Regions from separate parts of the Homo sapiens genome. Here region 1 is linked to region 2. The links are chromatin loops, found by intact Hi-C in ENCODE. Cell type or tissue: heart left ventricle. All regions are shown on one strand. Links, peaks and the distances in the headings refer to the core of each region. The heading gives the core; the rest is flanking DNA. Region 1 holds the start of LOC124901098 (a long non-coding RNA gene). Region 2 overlaps ARHGAP26 (Rho GTPase activating protein 26).

What was found. A loop is a pair of places that touch in the nucleus more often than their neighbours do. Peaks named below come from ENCODE experiments on the same cell type or tissue, not always from the same donor. Only the 100,000 strongest peaks of a DNase experiment are listed, where the experiment ranks them.
Region 1: a loop joins it to region 2, with 2.2 times the contacts of the local background. A loop is called at or near these places in 5 of 110 quality-filtered maps.

Annotation. Positions count from the first base shown.
Region 1 is chr5:143,125,032-143,130,411 of GRCh38, reverse strand. The region is part of intron 18 of ARHGAP26 (Rho GTPase activating protein 26); the gene reads right to left. It overlaps LOC124901098 (a long non-coding RNA gene), which reads left to right and starts at 4,840. Exons shown (of 2, transcript XR_007058980.1): 1 at 4,840-5,380. In heart left ventricle, for the core only: no CTCF peak of the experiment used is centred there; no DNase peak of the experiment used is centred there; H3K27ac peaks cover 1,574 bases.
Region 2 is chr5:143,204,292-143,209,671 of GRCh38, reverse strand. ARHGAP26 (Rho GTPase activating protein 26) reads right to left here. Exons shown (of 23, transcript NM_001135608.3): 21 at 2,364-2,474. Among named protein-coding and RNA genes, the nearest start is that of ARHGAP26-IT1, 14 kb to the right of the region's middle. RefSeq lists enhancers at 1,937-2,436, 2,546-2,655, 3,076-3,185. In heart left ventricle, for the core only: no CTCF peak of the experiment used is centred there; no DNase peak of the experiment used is centred there; H3K4me3 peaks cover 379 bases; H3K27ac peaks cover 1,164 bases.

The DNA.
Region 1 (5,380 bases), core at 256-5,255, 79 kb after region 2:
AAGTGCCCTGTTAATACTGTCCAAACTCACAAAGTAATTCCGACTTAGTCAGGAATGTCTTAGAGATAAAAGTAAGGAAGACTGTAAGCCTTCTGGAAGCTATTGGGGAATAAAATTGTAAAACAAAAATATAACTCTGGGTAACTCTTCTAAGTATCCCCAATTTCAAGCTTCCTGTAAGTGGAATTAGCAGATCCATAAATACCAAGCTACTGTTTCGCCTTAAGCTGCAAGTCACAGTGGTCAGGGATGGTTTGGCCTCTGCAGTCAGACAAACCTGGGCTGATCTTGGTTCTGCTTCTCATTCAGTGGGCAGCAACACCTACAGCTACACGGACCTCACCATCACTGACGCTGACATCACTGCCATATCATCACATCAAATACAGGAAAGGAACTTAAGATCATCATACAGGTACAAAGCAAACAGGCTTTGGAGCTAGACAGAGTAGGGTTCAAATCCTGACTTTGCTACCTACTAGCTATGTAATCTCAGTCAAGATAATTAACCCTTCTGAGTCTGTTTCCCTTGTGCAAGCAAGGATCTAATACCTGCCTTGCAGAGCTACTGAAAAGACAATGCACATAAAATGCTCAGTGCAGTATGTGGCAAAGAGTAGGCATGAGATGGTGGTGGTATAAATGACAATAAAAACAGAATTTGAGCACTTATCATGCTCAGTTATTTACATGGATTATCTACATGGATTATTTTACTCACAATAACCATGTAAGGGAGGTACTATTATTCTTGCCCTCTTGAGATGAGAAAACTGAGACTCCTTGAGATTCACTGATTTGTCCAAGGTCACATAGATAAGGAGTGCAGCTGGACTGGGACCTAGATGGCTTGACTGTCTGGGTCTTAAGCACTTGTGGTCTTTATAGCTACTATTAATTTGAGAGACAGAGGACAAAATGGGAAGACATAAGTTTTGGAGTCTGGCGGATCTGATTTTAGTCACTTACTAGCGCTGTGACCTTGGGCAAATTATGTAACTCTCTGACCTTCAGAGACCTTATCTGTAAAAAGTCCCAGGACTGTGGTGAGGACTGACACGCCTAATACAGTTTGACATTCAGTGTTCAAAAGATATTACTGTAGTCAATAAAAAAGGAGACACACAAGAAGGGAAATAACTGGAGATTCAACAATGGATTATTTGCAGTCAGGACATGAGGATTTAATTTATAAGTGTAAATATAATTACTGTTCTTTGCAAAACATTGATCTTAACTGTTTACAGCAATGACAGAATTTCCTGTTCTTATTCCCTTGCACTGTCTACAAAATTTAAATTTCACTGATTCCCCCTCTGGCCCATCTTGACATTGCAGAGCATTGACACTTGTGGAATCTGTTCTTATCCATGTCACATACACATTTTTAGACCTTCTTCAATCCCATCTGTCACATGCGCCTGCAATTTAAAAGGATTAGGAGTCTCCCTGTAATGTGTGTGGTGTACTCTTTATTATGTGCTGTGATTTTTATGGGAGGGAAATTAGGTCATGACGAAGAGCTCCTAGTCTACAACTGCAAAGTAGCTCTGAGACAATAAATCAACAGCAGAGGCCTGGGGATTACAAAGCAAAACAGAAAGGTTTATACGAGAAATGAGACTGAGCATTTTCTCGAGACACAAATGTACCAGGGTCCCTAGTAATGTGGGATTGGTTTGTTTGACGCATTAGGAAAGTAGACCTACAACAGTTGAGCACAGCTCACTCCTTCTCATGACAGACAATGGGACCGAGGACTGCGTGGTGCTCTCAGAGAAGCCATAAACCCAGCACCTTCACAGTGGAAGCCAGGCAAGTCTTAGCAGGGCTTATGTATTGTAACTGTTAAGAAGCCAAATTCAGAGGCTGTAACTGCAGAGGTTTTTTAAGGACAGTTGGAAGTCCTATGTCCTGTTGATATCAGCATTTTGGCAGAGGGATCAACAATTTAGAAAGTAGTTTGGGTAGTTGTATTAAAAATCTCTCAAAAGGAACCAATTACATTAGTAACTGAGGGTATATATAGACAGCTTGGGTAATCCATGGAGAGCTGTGATTTTCCATATCTCCAGAAAGATTCTATTTCCTGTTCTCTTTGCTGACAAAGATGGATAGATTAAAATACAACAACAATCTCCACCTTTATTTGAGTAATATTAAAGGAGCTTCACAATTCAAACAATTATTGGTTTATCTGGGATTTATTGGGGGGAATATATGTGTTCAAATGCACAACCTACCTTATCACATTAATGAAGAGTATCTTACACAGCACTTGTCACTAAAAAAAGAAAATAGCCCTGTGGCAGAAGCATTCTAGCTCAACACCCAAGTAAATCTAGCTTGCTTCTGAACCCTAACAAGGAGAGGAACAAAAAGAGTACAAGCAAGAACCATTGGAAGGGAAGTCAACAAAAAATTTAAAAATAAAAATTGATGAACAAATTACAAAAGCCATGACCACAGGACAAGATTAGCTTCCTGAGCAGGCAAGAGTACCAATGACTATTTCAACATAGTGAAGCATCCAGTCATACCTTTTTATTAATTTTGCATATCAACAACTGTTTGAAATATCAAAGAAATAAAATGCGACTTCTAAACACCTGTCAGTTGCCAAACCAACTATATTAACTAATGTACATTTTGTGCACAAAGTCCAGAACTAGTCCAATGGATTTCAATGTCACCAATATTTTGGTAAAAGCAGATCAAGGCAGATTGGTGGCCCAAATCAACTCAAATTGAGCTAACTACATTGTAAGTCACTAGCATTTTATTGGGAATGCGAGGTTGCTTAGGATTTAGTGCTTAGTCCAGGTGTTAAGTGGGGGTCATCCATGATTGCTAGCTCCTCTCCTTGACATCTGAGGTTGAAAGTTAACACATTAAAAAGGGGCACCGATCTTTGGGGATTTCTGAGAATTAACAGCTCAATGATCAACACTCCCACCTCTTCCAAAGCTAACTGATGGACTAGGGAAGGAATTATTATAACTTATTTTGTCAAACATTAATAGGCATCAAAAGAGGCAATGCTGGCAAAAGCCTGTGGTACATAACACATGAACACACACATATCCTGCTCCATGTACAGAAACCGTTTCGAGTGCCACAGCCACAAGACACAGCATGGATTGTTACAGAACAAGTGCAATCCTACTATTATGTGTTGGAATTTAATAGCAAGGGGACACACACACACATACACTAAGTAGCCTGAAATTTCATGTTGAACCAAAACTATGAAAAGCAAGCAGTTTGTTTTCTTGATATGGTTGTCCTTCTTAAACATCTAAAATTGTCATAGTCATTAGCAAGTAAGCGTTTAAAACACTAAGTAAAGGGAAAACCTTGTAATAAATATAATTTCTGGGCTTTGAGATCTTGGACCATGACAGCATTCAATATTTTGTTTGAAAATCTTAGCTGGAAGCATAAAAATATTGGTTGCTTTAACCATAACCTTAAGTTTTTGCCTACTTTATGTTTTAAGACTCAGTGTGATAAGGTGTGAGTTTGGAGAAAAGATTCTGTTCATACGGAAATGGTAATTTTGCATAACTGACTGCTACCTTAACATAGCGTGGGAAGAGCCAAAATCTTTGCCATCTGAGCTTTCAACTCAGAAACTTGACTGTAGCTAAAAAGAGCTACACCATCAAATCTACTCTTTAGTTCTCATATAATTCAAGGAGAGTCCACGGTAAGGAGTCACTAATAGGAAATGATGCTATGAGCTAGTATTTCCCCTTAGGAAGTCTGGCAAAAAGAAACAAATTAAGAATCTCTCTCTAACCTCCAAGCAAAGCCTGTAGGTCAAAGGTGACACTATCTGAGCTGCAAGTTTAGAACAGTATGGTTAACTCTATTGTGTTATTTGTTTAATGTGTGATTTTGATGTCAGCAATCAAAGTACTATTTGGTTCAGCTTCCAAGGATGTCTTTCTAAAGTGCTGACATAATCATTTTAGCCTCCACTTGGAAACTTCTGAGAGCTCCCAGTTTTCAGAAGTCAGTTCAAAACCTTTTCCTATAGTTTTCAGGACCCTTAGCAAATGGACTGAATCCAACTCTCTGGCATCATCACCCACTACTTGCTAACAACCCACAGTCTTTCACAACCATGCCATTTTAATACAAACAACTTGATTAATGCTGCTCCTCTGAGTGGCTGTCCCTCCTATCTCTACTCTTTCTCTGCCTAGAAAACTTCCATTGATCTGTCAGAGCCCAATGCCAGTAGAATTAAATTATTTATCCTCAGTGATGCCATAACACTTTATTCATCTTACTGGAGGTCATTTAGCACACTGTATTATAGTTAGTTCTATCTTGATAAAATGGGAGTGCCTTGAAAAATGAAGGACCTATTTTACTTATCTTTGGCTAATGGTAGATATTCAATAAAATGCTTACTGCACTGAAAAGAGATTAACTAGAGTAGATTTTAATAGCTTGGGTTCTGAGAGTAGTACTAAGTTCAACCCCTGTTCCTCTCCTAATCAGCTGCTTCTTAAAGTGTCTGCACTTCAGGCTTATAATTTGTAAAAACAGAGCTAAAAATATCAATTTTATAGGGTTGCTGTGAAAATTGAATGATGGATATAAAGCTGCTTAGCACAATATCTTGTAAACAATAAGCTGTAAGTAAAAGTTAGCTATTACTATCATCATTATTATTTCTGGACTGTATTCATTTAAAGGATTCATTAATTTTAATTGAGTAAACAATCAGTATGTATTACCAACATGGAAAAAGAAAAATTTCCATGAGCCCCCAAACATAATATCATATCTCCTAGCTGTTTTCCTCTCTGTCTCCTCCTAATCTAGGATATTTATTTCCCAGAATTGTGCCAAACACTGCTTCCCTCCCAGGTCCGTGAGAGAGGTGGAGGACAGAAGTTCTGGACCATTGTGACAGGGTAAGCATGTCGTTAGTGCACTCTATCTGACCAAACACAAGTTGTGTGTGAAACACATCACTATGGCTCCCAGGAGGAAGATATAGATGGATTCTCTGGGTTGGGGGGAGAGGGTGTTTCTAGACTTGCAGGTACTATCTTGAGGATGTGTGGGTGTGAGTGACAAAATAAAGGAGATCATGTTCACTATTAACCCTCAGCTGAATGTCTAATGTTAACCCTTGGAAAACAACAGAAAGACAGGTAGGCAAAGAGAGAAAAGATTGTATGCCTTAGCTAGTTAGAACACAGAGGTCTCTTACCTTCTATTGAAAAAGAGGTGTTTTACCAGGTTAAAGAAACTGAATTACCCACTTCTCTTTCCTTTTTCTTTAATGCCAATCTTAAAAATGTTTTTCCAATTTTAGATATTTATGAGTTGGTTCTCCATACCAAGGCTCACAAAGGGC
Region 2 (5,380 bases), core at 238-5,237:
GTAGCTGGGATTACAGGCGCCCACCACCATGCCTGGCTAATTTTTGTATTTTTAGTAGAGATGGGGTTTTGTCACGTTGTCCAGGCTGGTCTTGAACTCCTCACCTCGGGTGATCTCCCCACCTTGGCCTCCCAAAGTGCTGGGATTACAGCTGTGAACCACTGTGCCCGGCCTGCCTTGACTATTTCAAGAGGGCAGCTTCCTAAAGGGTGTCCAAATAGTGCTATTCTAACAATGGCCAGGGGAGGAGGTACTGAGTAACTGTGACCCCAGACACACAAGATGGCAACAGAATGGCAGATTCTATTGCCATTGCCCTCTGTCAATCTGGAAATACTTTGGGAGGTAGGAAGAAGTAGGAAGGAAAAACAGTCTGGAAATATTTGGGGAGATGAAAACGAGTGAAGAGGTAGAGATACTTGACAAGAAACAGGGCCCCAAATCTCAGAGTCACAAAAAAGTGAGTACCATCAAGGCAGAGAGGACATTTTAGGATTTTAGCTGAGTGATTTCACTCTCTTGAGTCTCTTAACCCATTTTGTCCAAAGGGCCAATATTTTGAAGATTTTTACTCCATTTTGATAAAAATGAAGGAATTACATTTTCCTAAAGCCCAAGTTTCTCTAATGAGTAAGTGAGGCATTTTGGAAGCTGACTTGTCTGTGGTCACTTAGTTTCCTCTGGTTCAGGTCCTCATGATCTAATGAGAATAATCTATGCTATTTCTGGTATCTTAGAAAGTTGATGTCTCCCAAAGTGCCCAGAAGATGTCCAAGAAATGATTAGGAAATCACTAGAATGTCAGGAAGACATGATCTGAAAATTTCCCTTATTTATAGAGTGAGAAAAAAAAGAATTACTGAAAATCTCCTTCCCATCATCCAGGACAAAGCCAGGTAGAAAGCTGTATAAAACCTAAAAGAGCAAGTCAGGCTCTGGGCTGGGAGCTGCACGGAAACTCAAAGTTGGGGTTACCCACGTGTTTGGAGGAAAGAGTGCTGAGCTGAGGGGGAGAAGTCCTGAATTCTGGATTGGCTCTCATTTAGTCATAGCATTGTGTCCAAGTCACCTCCCTGTGTTTTAGTTTTCTTTTTCCACAGTAGGGTTCAGGCCATTTCTCTTCTCATTCTCACACGAGGATAGAATGAAATGATAGATGTGTAAGTGCCTAGTGGGGAATAAAGTAATATATGTATCTGTATATATATAAATAGCATGGGGTTTTCTTTTCTTCTAAAAGTGAAACTCGGCTTCATAAATTATTTAAGCCTCTCTGCTGGATCCACCCTTTGGAGAAAAAGACAGAAGGGAAAATACTCCCAAAGCCCAAAACGCTTCTGATGCTTATAACTGGGCTCTACAATTTGGTTGTCTGAAAGCTGAGACTAAGCTTGAGAGAGAAGCACGTTTAGGAGCTCCACAGCATAGGAATTCTGCAGGATCCCTATTCGTTCTTTTCCCGGTTGTAAAGAGCTCTTTTTTTTTCCCAAAGAGCACAAGAGCAAAAAACTTAAGTGCGGAAGTCACAAAAGCAGGGAAAACTACAGCATGGCCCTGAGAAGAGGAACTAGGTCAAGCTGCTCTCCCTCAGAGAGAGGTAGTGCCTGTTCCCAGGACAGCTCAGGCTTCATGACACACAGAGACAGAAGCAGGCTGGGAGCATGGATGGTTTCGGGAGTATATGGGGGACAACGAGGCATAAGCCGTGAGCAATTTAAGAGAAATCGCTTCGTCTCTCAAGCTTTTATTCTATGTTCGACGTCTCTCCCCCAGTGGATCTGGTCTAAGTGACTGGGTGTCAGTGCTTAGGGCCAGGGGCCCAACCCCACAAATAAATATTGCCTGACGCTGCCTGATAAACATGAGAAAAGAAAAGGTTGGCACATGTCCCAACACTGTTTCCTCTTATGTTATCTTACACCAAAGTGCAGAGAGCACATGAAATTGAGAGAGCCATCAAAACCAGAGTCTGGTTCAGGAGGTGCTCCTTCCCCTAACTCTAGGCACCAGAGAGGTTAATTCAGAAACTTGAGTCAGGGTTGAAAAGGGTGTGAAAAATGCCATGCTGATTCATGCAAATGGTCCCTTTTAGCTCTGGTCTCTTAGGATGGAACCACAGGAGAGCAGGGGCAGCCCCCTGTTGTCCCTGGCCAGCTTTGGATAAACGGGAACAGATTGGTCATCATCCGAGATTTTACCTGGAGTCTTCATGTACCGCTTCTTCTGGCCTGTCAAAAAGCAAGTGCAGGTTTGGATGGCAGGGAACAAAGTTGACGAGGAGGCTGAACACTGCATGAAGAGAGGACCGAGCCAATGAGAGAACAACGGCAGCAACAGAAAACCAAACAAACCCTGCAACAGACCTGACGGGGGATGAGTCGCTGGACGTGGATGAGGTGGGCATAGGGCTGGATGGCGCCGAGAACATGGGCCAAGATGGCGAGAGGGGTGAAGTTGGGCTTGGATTCGGGGGGCTGCAAGACATAACAACCAGAAAACTTGTCAGCACACAGGGAAACCACAATGGGAGCACAGGAGGTCATGGGAGGCCAGATGACGGAAAGCTGGGCAGAGCAGAGGAGCACCGAAACCCAGGGATGTGCTGTCAGGGCCATGTCACATTCCTCCAGACCAAATCTCCACGTCCAAGTAAACGTCTGTTCTGTAATTCCTCGGAGTATAAACAGGCTTTGCCCTGCAGAACAACTGCTTTTCAGGTGATAGAAGCTTCTTCGATCATGTACATTGGCGACAAATGCCCTGAGCCCACGCACATGAGTTCCCACACCCACGTGCTATCACCAGCCTTGTTCTGAGGCAGGGCTAGCTTATAGCGAGCCTTCAGCTTCCACTCTTGTGGGAGTGTTTTTCAGGTTACGTCTCAGCAGAAATGACCATGTTTTTTTTCTTCTGGGCCACAAAGGCCATTCGGTGAGAAAATAATCTCCTGTTTGCATTTTTAACTAGATGGGCTGTGTGCCACTGGAGATCTGAAGTACTGCATGAAGAAGGTGATAGCCGATGGAGGTGAATACAGATACACCTCTTGGGAGACGGCATGCAATTACCAGCAGAATGCGGTTCCTCTGAGGTTTGCTGCCTGGGCTTGCCCTTTCTCCTTTCGTGGAATTTGGGCATTACGATACTCAAAGAAAAAGCCCCAGAGGGAAGGCAATGAAAAAAACGAACTGAAACCTTCAATTTGTTCATTTTGTTCCTTGACGGGTAGCTAATCAAAAGTTTGGAGAGGAAAGGTTGAAATTACTCACTGAAACGTGGCTTGTGGATTTTAATTGGTTGTGTTAGCCCTTTGACTTATTTCCACAAATGACACAAGCACCTTCACAACTCTGTGAAATCATACATCACAAATAGTGCAAACACCAATGACAGAGAGAAACCAGTTCAGCCACACCACCACTTGCCACTCCTGAATCTCAGCGGACTGCTGAACTATTTGAAACAAGCCCTTCATGGGGGCAAAAATGACAGAAATCCGGTTCAAGGGGAACAGACTTTCTAAGCGTACTGCAATTTAGCAGGCACACACAAATGTCCTACTTACTGGGACTTCCCTAGGGTTATACCAATTCAAACATGAGACCCAATAATAGCCCTAATTACTTACTGTTGTAACACCTATAGACAAATAACAGCAAAAACCACAGTGTGAGTTCATCAGAGAGGCTCAAACTAATGTGACTGATAAACACTTTATTAAATTCCATTACGTATATTTTTAGAACATAAATTCCATGAGGCAGAGGCTTTTGTTTTGCTTACTGCTGTATATCCAGTGTCTAAAATATCCAGTGTCTGTAGGTACTATATTTAACAAATCATTACTGAGTAAATTAATGAGTCTCATTTACCCACGCAACAAGCCCACAAACAAGTACTGCTATAATTCCCATTTCACAGATGTGGAAACCTGGGCTAAGCTGAGGCTTCTCTAAGGATACCCAGCCTATAAGTAACAGGGCTGAGGTTCAAACCTCATCTGCTGATTCTAAGCCCAGGGCTCCTGCAGCCAGCGTACTCCCTCTGACATAGCAGGACTTGCCCTGTTCCTCTAGCCTGTGCCAAGCTTCTTTACAGACTCAGTCATAGCATTAGAATTCTTCTTAACCACTGATTCATGTGTTTCCTTTAGATACCTACCCTATTTGCAAGGGAAAATGACAATACAGTGATAGAGAATCACAATAAGACTCAACATATTCTAAATTCCAACAAAATCCCCAATCCTGCCTCCAGTGTTCGGTCTGGCGGATTCATATAGCAGATGGCATTCATATAAGAGAAGAAATAAAATGTAAAGAGTATGACTCTTTAAAGCTTTTTTTTCTTAATCCAGCAAAAACTAGTCATTGAGCACTCAGTATGTTCAATACAATAAATGATATTTGCCAAGGTCCCTTGACTTCAAGAGCTTAAAATATATTTGACAAGAAGCGACAGATTTAAAAACAACAGTAATGTAAGACAGTAAGATCCATCAGTTGAGGGCTAAGCTAGTACTAGCTTAATACCTGGCTCCCCCTTGACTCTGTCTTGAGTCCTAGGAAAAGTGTCAACTCCTCTCTACTGTGCAGTCTCCATTTTCTTCCACAGTTGCTGCTAGTCAGAGAGGCCTCACTTTCTCAGTCCTCTCAACACAACCCTGCCCCACCAGACAATGACCTAGTAGGCAAGGCCTGGCAACAACTTTCAAACCACAGCCCAGCCCAGGAACCCAAGCAGAACCAGGGACAATTTGGAGGTTCAAGAGAACAGCCCAGACCCAGGGGCTTGTACCAATCTGTTCTTTTGGTCAGTGGTTACCACAGGACAATTAAAAAGTCCTTCCAACTTTTTTTTTTTTAAATGACTTTAATAAGTAGGAAACACCTCCAGCTTCCTATTCCATCTGTACCAAGAATTATGCCTTTGGCTAATGGCATAGTTTGGAACATATTCTGTGAACACAATGTGGGTTCTAAATGTTTTTCACATCCTCAGATATCTAAGTGGTTTTTGGCCAGAACTACACGGCTGAAATTATCTGGGGGTGCGGCTGGAATGCAGGATATTCGTAACTATTATAATAACTTACTCCTCAATCCCCATGTCAATTACCGTAGTATCAACTGCAATTTTTTCTTCTGGAGACGGAGTTTTGCTCTTGTCGCCCAGGCTGGAGTGCAATGGCACAATCTTGGCTCACTGCAACCTCTGCCTCTTGGGTTCAAGCGATTCTCCTACCTCAGCCTCCCAAGTAGCTGGGATTATAGATCCCCCCCACCATGCCTGGCTAATTTTTTGTATTTTTAGTAGAGACAGGGTTTCACCATGTTGGTCAGGCTGGTCTTGAACTCCTGACCTCAGGTGTTCCACCCAC